Regions from separate parts of the Homo sapiens genome. Here region 1 is linked to region 2. A link is a loop called in an ENCODE intact Hi-C map of the cell type or tissue named here. Cell type or tissue: B cell. All regions are shown on one strand. Each heading gives the region's core, and the rest is flanking DNA. Links, peaks and the distances in the headings are about the cores only. Region 1 overlaps GMDS (GDP-mannose 4,6-dehydratase). Region 2 has its middle 10 kb from the start of FOXC1.

Region 1 (4,384 bases), core at 252-4,251, 120 kb after region 2:
AACAAGCAGCAGATGTTGGTTCTCACCTGGTTGTAGGGTACTCTTACAACTCTCTTCTCAAAATTTAACAAGATTAATGACAGAAAATTAGTCAAGACAAGTATTTGCCTGTTTGGGTTATCCTACTATCATCTTAATTGTAGGAGAAAAGTGTTTCCTTTTCACACTACATACTTAGTGGTAAGTTGATGTGAAAGGAAAAACAAAACACAGCACTAAAAAGAGCCCCAACAATGCAATGTGCTCCACACACACACAAACACACACACACACACACACAGAGATACACACACATACACACCACACACACAGATACACACACACACCACACACACAAAAATACACACACATACACACACCACACACACCACAAACACACACACAGATACACACGCACACATACATACACATACACACACCACACACACAGATATACATACACACATACATACACACACACGCACACACCACAAAGACACACCACAAACACACACACACATACACATACACATACACACACACCACACACACAGATACACATACATACACACATACATACACACACATACACACACACCACAAAGACACACCACACACACAGATACGCGCACAGATATGCACACATACACACATACATACACACGCAACCCCACACACATACACACCACACACCACACACAGATACATACACACCACACACACATACACAGATACACACATACATACACACACATACACACACACCACAAACACACCACACACACAGACACACATACACACATACACACACCACACACACACACCACATACACCACACACATACACACATACCACACACACACCACACACATACACACCACACATATACACACACACCACACACCCATACACACATACACACACAGATACACATACACACACACAGACACATACACACACACATATACACACATACACACACACATACACACACACAGATGCTATCAAAAGAAAGCAGTTGTCATAAGGCTGCCTTTCTCAATACAAATGACTGTGTAAGAATTTAAAACGTTACCTTACATTTTATCAGGACTGCATGTGGTACTGATCTGCTTCCCCGAATATCTTCTACTAACCCAAACTCAAATTAATGTGCTATTTTCTAATAAATGCAAAACAAAAATTATTCAAATTACTCAAGTGATGTCAAAGACTTCAAGAGGAAATATCTGTGTCGATTCTAAATATACAGATGGCGACACGTGTCAAGCCTTTTCGGAGAACATTACAACGGATAAATTTTAAAAACGATAACAAAAATGGGAAGAGACAGCAGAGCTTAGAATAGCAAAAGTGAGAATGTTCCAGATGCTGATTGGTGTGTCTGATACGGTACAGCCTCATGTAATATGAGGCAAGGACACAAAGCACAACAAGTAGAACTCTGAGCTAGCAGAAAGCTTTCTAGCTTAATTAATGGCAATGCTAATGAGACTAGAGAGCTTGGCTGTCCTTCACCCTCTACATCTGGCTGTTCACCAAATCCCGCTGATTCTAAGACTCAAATCAATCGCTCCTCTCCCTCTCCATGTTCTCGGCTGAATGCAGATCCTCCTCATCCTTAGCTGGACAGCTCCAACAAGCCTCTAGGGAGGAAGCATGGTGGTTTCCCTCAAGCTGTCCCCACCATATGAGAGGGAATAAGGCTAACCATGAAATCTGCGGAAATCAGGATGACAGTGGGTGTTTCTGGGAGGACTTTCTGGATAAGCTGGCTTTTGGGATATCCACTTGTGCTTAATTAAGTATTTACAGAGCACCGTCAGCTGTTGAGAGCACTGAGGATAACCTGGGAAGGAGACGATGCCCACAGGCATGAAGACCTGGGTCTGTGTTCACTGCAAATATCCTATCACAAAGTTTTTTTTGACAGCATATGAACAAGAAGGATAAAAAGTGCACATAAAGGAAAGAGGAGCGTCTTGGGTCACAACATACTCATTTCAGACCCTGGCTCTGCTACTCCCTTGCTGTGTGACCTGGGGAGAGCACTGAACTGCACTGTGCCTCAGTTTCCTTCTCAGTGCAATAGTGCCCCAGCCCTGGAAATTAAACACAGTAGGGGTGCGGCTCCTGGCATGCCTCCAGGCTCGCCCTAACCACTCCCTGCGTGCCGCGGTGAGCATGGGCTGTCTCTGTCTGTCTTGGAGCACATCCTGCCGTTCTTCTGCAATAGCATCCTGCTATAGGGGAAGACCCTGCTCCCCCGCATTCAAACAGTGGACTTTCAGTGGGGCTGCTCATCCCAGAATCCTCACACCCTGAAAACAGGCCAAGGCCTGGGATCCAGTCCCACGCTGGCCACAGCGACAGGTCTAGGGATAACTGCAGGACCCACAAGGGCCAGCCACAGTCCTTCCTCAGGATTTTTCTAGGTGGATTGTTCTTAAAGGTTCTATTCCTCTTTTGACTGTGTGAGGCTGTGTCCCCAGAAAGGCAGTCTAGACTGCCCTCTGCCATGGGGAGCAGCTGAGGGATGGAGGCAACATCCCAGGGCACTGGAGCCAAGAAGCAGAGGGGCCCTGAAGGAGCACCAGGTACCTAAGGCTACTCTGAGTTCAGTTTCAGTTCCTGAAAAACAGAAGAACTCTGACTGCTGGGAAAGTCCATTCACTTTTCTCCCTTTCCTAATATAGTACTAAACAGTTTCACTATGCTTAAGCCTTTATTAGCATAGATACTTCACACATTTAAAAAATAATTCATGCGTATCATCCTTCGCAACTTTTGGAGCATAACAGGACACTCCTAATAATAAAATGTCATGTTTGATTCCTACAGAGAACATAAACAAAAGTGCACATATTTTTTAAAGAATAAGATGTTATGCTTACATCTTATTTTTCTCATTAAACTTGTTTAAGTATAATCTGTGTTATTCACATATACAATATAAATTTGTTAAAATATGTTAGAGAGTTATTAAAAAAAGTAATTAATGAGAGTGGCAGATATTAATTTCTGCTAAACTATACGTTTTAATTAAAATTTTTGGGCCAGGTGCGGTGGCTCATGCCTGTAATCCCAGCACTTTGGGAAGCCGAGGTGGGCGGATCACTTGAGGTCAGGAGTTTGAGACCAGCCTGGCCAATATGGTAAAACCCCGTCTCTACTAAAAATACAAAAATTAGATGGGCGTGGTGGTCCATGCCTGTAATCCCAGCTACTTGGGAGGCTGAGGCAGGAGAATCACTGGAACCCAGAAGGCGGAGGTTGTAGTGAGCCAAGATCGTGCCACTGCACTCCAGCCTGGGGGACAGAGTGAGACTCCGTCTCAAAAAAAAAAAAAAAGGAGGGTTACTTAGAAGCAACATAAATTTTATATTTGAAAAGTATAAAAAAACCCTCAATTCCAAACATAATCAATCCAACAATGCATTTTTCAGTCCACAAGAGAAGAAGGCCAATTTTTTTTTTTGAAAAATGAGGTATCTTCTTTAAAAAATAAAATAGAAGGCCAAAAGAATCAACATAACCAAATTACACTTCAAAGATTATTTTATATCTTCTTGCTTCCTATCTATATGCTATTTTCCAACTCCCCATATTATACGTAAAATTTGAAAAAGATCTTATTTTTGCCTTAATTTTCTATAATTAATGTCATTAGTTTCCTGCACAAAGTTTTCATGCAAAACAAATTTATGTAACTCTTGGCCACGAATTGTCAATATTTTTCATAAAATTGGAAGTATATTGAGACAAAATGTTCACAAAATAATTGGGCAGTATCTCTTTTTCTGAGTGTTCTTATTTTTGTTTTTAAAATTTTAATTGACACATTATAATTGTACACATTTATGGGGTACATTTTGATATTTTGACACATGTATATGTTGTATAATGATCCATTCAGGGTAGTTAGTGTATCTCTATCAGCTCATGCACATATTTCTTTCTGGTGACAACATTAAAAATTCTCTCTTCCAGCTATTTTGACATATACAATAGGTATTGTTAACCTTAGACACCCTATTGTACAACAGAATACCAGAACTTATTTCTCCTATCTTATTGTTACTTTGTACCCATTTACCATTCTCTCCCCAGCCTCTTTCCACCCATCCCTTCCTCAGCTTCTGGTAAGCACCATTCTACTCTCTGCTTCTCTATCATCTTTCTTTAGATTTCACAGGAGTGATATCATTCAGTACTTGTCATTCTGTGTCTGGCTTCTTTCACATAACATGATGAAAGAAATTTGGAAAATTTTCCAAATTTCTTTCATCTTTCTTTTAAGATGTTTTTGGCCAGGCGTGGTGGTTCATGCCTGTAATCCCAGCACTTTGGGAGGCCAAGGCGGGTGGATCACCTGAGGTCAGGAGTTCGAAGACTAGCCTGGTCA
Region 2 (4,384 bases), core at 164-4,163:
CTTAAGTAAATGAATTCCAGCTCCAAAACCCATTTAGGAAAATGAAAGCAGCTTCTCCACGAACCTTCTCAACGTGATTACGACTGGAAAATTGAGCAAAATGTACCATATCTACCTTATTGGAAACCAAAGTACGACGCGGGGAGCGTACGGCTCAATTTAAGACCTTTGTTGTGCTCCTTTCCCATCTTACCCTGGCCCCAAAGAGACCCTCTGGTTTATATTACTTTTTTGGTTGTTTACTTGATTTTTTCCCTCACTGATTTCAAATTTGCAGCATATTGAGCGTATTACGGGAGATGCAGTAGGATCTGGAATTTCCTTGCACATAGACCTGGCCCTGTCTTGGAGAAGGCTGGAGCTCACACAGGGAGACACAGCCAGAGAGAAGAGGCTGGGTCTGTGTGGTCCTCGGGGAGGGCTTGGAATTGCTCCCAGCTCAGAATCTCCCTGCCTGGGGTTGGGAGGGTGACCTGGCAAGCCTCAATGGGGCTTCTCCCGGGCCCCCTCCTGGTCCAGAGGATGCCTCCCTTTCTCCAAAGAGCATCTTCTTTCTCTGGCGTGTCCGTGGGCCCCTCCAAGCCCACTGGTCCCCATGGGTGTCATTAGGACTTGACGGGCCCACCCTCTCCTGCAGCTGCCACTGCAGGCCGCTCCTACTGAGGGGACTCAGTGGGCTGCTCCTTGGCCCCCTAAGTCAACACAGCTTGGTGCTACTTGGGTGGGCATGGGAGAGCAATTTGTGAGCCCAGCAAGTGAGCATCAGAGCGGGAGCCAGGACCAGGCAGTGAGGCCTCTGGCTTGACCCAAGTGGTGGGACCCCAGGCAGGGCCTAGAGAGGCGGAGGAGGCTCCAGGGAGGGGCTCCAGCGGGGTGGTTATGTGGTTCCCTGTACTCAAGGTTGGGAAAGGAAGGAGTTTTTTGGAGAGCTTTGAGGACGACTTAGATCCCGAGATGGGGGAGAGGGAGATGGAAAGAGAGGGGGAGGGAAGACGTGGAGAGAGGGACATCCCCCCTCCCATTACCTACCCCGGGGAAAAAGCAGGAAAACCAACACATTTAGCGCCATTAACTCTTAAGGCCTCCACATTTCCTTCGGTATAAAAGCAGGTCATTGGTCCCGGAGGCTGTGCCGGGGCTCGTCAAAGGCTACAAACAAACCGGACGGGTGGGAAGCACGTTTCAGCGGCGACTGGATTTTTAAAAATCTGCTGGTAGAGTGAAAACAAAAATTGTCCTCCAAGTTGGCAAAATCGGCGTCCCAGACGGTGCGCAGGAGGGCCCTGCGAGGCCTGTCCCCGGAGCCCCGCGCCAGTCCTGTAGGCCCGGCTGGGTCCGCAGCCCGGTGTTCCACTCGTGGGTCGGGCCCGGCTGCGGGGTCTTTCCGCAGCCGGGACACCCAGGACAGCAGCGGCTGGGGAGCCGGGGCCAGGGGCTTCCTTGCAATTCCAATGATTTTTATTATTATCACTCGCAAAGGACAAACGCGGCCAAGGCCGGGCCTCACAGTGGCTGTGCTGGTCATCGCGTGGAGGAGTGTGCGCTAACCCAGGGGCGAGGGGGGCGCGCCCGGTGTCCCGGGGAGAGCTTAGAAGGAAGACGCCCCACCGTGGTCCCTACAGTCAGGGACAGTCTGGGTGCTAGAAATTCCCAGAGAGAACTCGAGGGGCTGATGTCCTGGGTCACCAGTCCCTGGTGCCTGTGGGGCTTCCTGCGCGCCCACCCCCATCCCCCTCCCCCCTCTCAGGTTCGACGGATTCTCCCGGAGGCTTAGGACAGTGATTTACAGTAAGTGGTGACAGTGGAATAACGTGACAGTCCGCTGCATTTGCCAGCTGGCTCCTGGGCAGGCCTACCCGCCGGGCCCGACCCCAGAGTCGAGTCCTCGGAGCCGCCGGGTAAAGCCCCCTCCCCCGCCCCGGTGCAGCCCCGCGTTCCCCGCGCCCGGCGCTGCCGGGGAAAAGTGGCACAACAGGAAAGCCTCGCCAGAGGGCCCTTCCCAGTCGGCTTCCTCGCCATAAAAAGCCAGACTCCAGCCGAGGTCCTGACCCCTTCCAAATATACGTTCCCTTGCCCGCGGCCCGCCACTCCCGCCCGGGCCTCGGGCTGTGCAGCTTCCTCCTAGGCCTGCCCGGGCCCATGCCTCCCCCGAAGCGGCGGGAGTCGGTGCAGCCTCAACTTCTACTGCGTGTCCCAGGTCGCCAACCAGCTTTGCTCGCGTGCCGTTGGCCCGGAGGCTGCCGCGCCAGTCTCTGCGTGCGCCTGAGCGCGCTGGAGCATTTGCGAGGCCAGGGCTGCCGACGGCGAGAGGATACTTTGAGGAACACGGTGCTTCAGTCCCGCCCCCGCTCTCCGCCCGAGCTGGAGGTTGGGGCGCGCTGAGCCGCAGCGCCTGGACAAGTGCGCGGGCCGGAGCCGCCCAGGCCTGCACCCGGGGGCTCGCGGCCGACGCATGCGCACGCGCGGTGGCGGGTCTGCAGGCCCGAAGGCCCGGCCCCTCCCTCAAACCCGGAGCGGGGAAGCCCAGGGGCTGAGAGCCTCGGCCCGGGTCGCAGGAGCTGGGGAGCGGGGACGCGGGCAGGCTAGGTCTTCCCACCTGCCGTCGGGGCTCCTCCCCGCAGCAGCAAAGGGGTCCCAGTGCCCGTGGCAGTGCATGCCCCAGCGGACACGCTGGCTCCCAAATTCAGAGATCAGAGGGGCGGCTGAGAACGGGGCGTCCGCTGTGTGTGACCCCTGACCGTGGAGGAAGGGCGGGAGCCGGGAGTAGGCGGTGGGGCCCGGGGTCAGGCCGCGGTCGTCGGCTCCCGGCAAAGGCGCTCTGGCCGGGGAAGGGGGCGAGGGTGGGCGGCCGGCCTCTGCCGTCGTAGTCATACCTGGGACGTTGAAATGGGCTTTGGGGATAGAGCTCACTCCCAGCGCGCCCCACAGGAGAAGCCCGCAGCTCAGGCCTGGGCCGTGCAGACCGCTGGGCGGGCTCGGGGCCCGAGGAGAGCAACACGGCGCGAGGTCCAGTCGCGAGTAATAACCCCGACAGCACGGCCCCTCGAAGACGTGTTCCGGGCACCGGGGTTGTGAGCGGGGGAGCCTCGGGCCTTGGGCCCGCTTGGCACGGGGCGGGGGCGCCTCCTCCAACTCCTGGAGATCAGGCCCAGACCCCGGGTGTTCTCAGGGGACACACTGTGGACGGTGGACCAGTTCCTAGCGCCGTTTTGTCCCCCATTGCCCCTGCTGCTTGTTAAAAGTATTAGCGACCCCCGTGATGGCAATCCACAATTTTTGGAGGGTGCGGGTGGCATGTACGGACGTGAAGGTCTCTTTGTGAGGCACGTCCACGCACACACAGGGACACTCATTTTGTAAAACCTAGATGGGCGCTGCCACCACCCCTCCATGCCACCCGCGTACCAATCAAGGATGCAGGTTGTAGAAAACACCTGGACGTGTGTGGGCTGCACCTTAAAACAGAATTCACCCAGTAGGCACTCCCAAATCCAAATAAAGTGCGTAGGGTGCTTTGAGACTTGGGGGGAGGGGTGTTAAAAAGTTACTTGTAAACAATACATTTAAGGTTATTTTCAAGTGAATGTTTAAAGTGCTGCCTGCTCCAAGCTCTAATAACACATTAGTGCGATAATAACACTCCTTGCATCTGCCAGGAGCCCTCCAACTGGCTGCCAGAGGTTCCACGAGGTTCGCGGTGGTTGGTGTAGGCGAAGGCTACTAAAAGGGGCGAAAAAGAACCCAAAGCCATGCCTGTGGGGTTTGCCAGCGCCGACCCGCTCCTCGCCAGCGCCCGCGGCCAAGCGGACCCGGCCTTCCGAAGGAGCCATCTTGCGCGCAGCAGCAGCAGCGGCTGAGCCTGAGCCCCTAAACAGCTGCAGAGGTGTGACAGGTTTATTATGCTGGGCCTAGCTCGCTCGCAATTCCTTAAAGACAAAGGGCAGCAGAGAGAGCCCGCGACGGGGCCTGGCCTACCCGGGTTCCACGCACCTCCTGCACAAACTCGGGCAAGATTGCTTTGCCATGGTATGTGAGTTTAACTGAAGGTTTAACTTTCTCAGTTTTTCCTTAAAAATATCAAGGTGGAAGATGTTTTGTAACATTTGAAACCAACAGCCAAAGTCTGGCAGAGCAGGAAAAAATAAGTTTACTGAAATTTAATTGAGATTTAAGATAGAAGAAACCCTGTAATAAGAATTGTCTTGAAGGATGTCCAAATGAATTTCTCTCATAGCACAGAAATAGATAAAAAATGCCGAAGTAAATCGATTCTCCTTTTCTCCTTTTAAACCACATACACCAGGAAGCCAAATGAACTCCCGCTCCTTCCATTACTCAGGGTGCAGGAGCAGTGAGAAGGTTGCAACCAAAAATACTTTTTAGT

The links. Hi-C counts contacts between places; a loop is a spot of excess contacts. Peaks named below come from ENCODE experiments on the same cell type or tissue, not always from the same donor. Only the 100,000 strongest peaks of a DNase experiment are listed, where the experiment ranks them.
Region 1: it touches region 2 in a loop (2.1-fold over the local background); 1 of 110 quality-filtered maps calls a loop at or near these places.

The regions. Positions count from the first base shown.
Region 1 is chr6:1,737,242-1,741,625 of GRCh38, forward strand. The region is part of intron 8 of GMDS (GDP-mannose 4,6-dehydratase); the gene reads right to left. Among named protein-coding and RNA genes, the nearest start is that of FOXC1, 130 kb to the left of the region's middle. RefSeq lists an enhancer at 2,425-2,764. In B cell, for the core only: no CTCF peak of the experiment used is centred there; DNase peaks (open chromatin) are centred at 1,340 and 2,620.
Region 2 is chr6:1,617,738-1,622,121 of GRCh38, forward strand. No RefSeq gene overlaps it. Among named protein-coding and RNA genes, the nearest start is that of FOXC1, 10 kb to the left of the region's middle. RefSeq lists an enhancer at 872-1,734. In B cell, for the core only: no CTCF peak of the experiment used is centred there; a DNase peak (open chromatin) is centred at 2,234; H3K4me3 peaks cover 968 bases; H3K27me3 peaks cover 3,844 bases.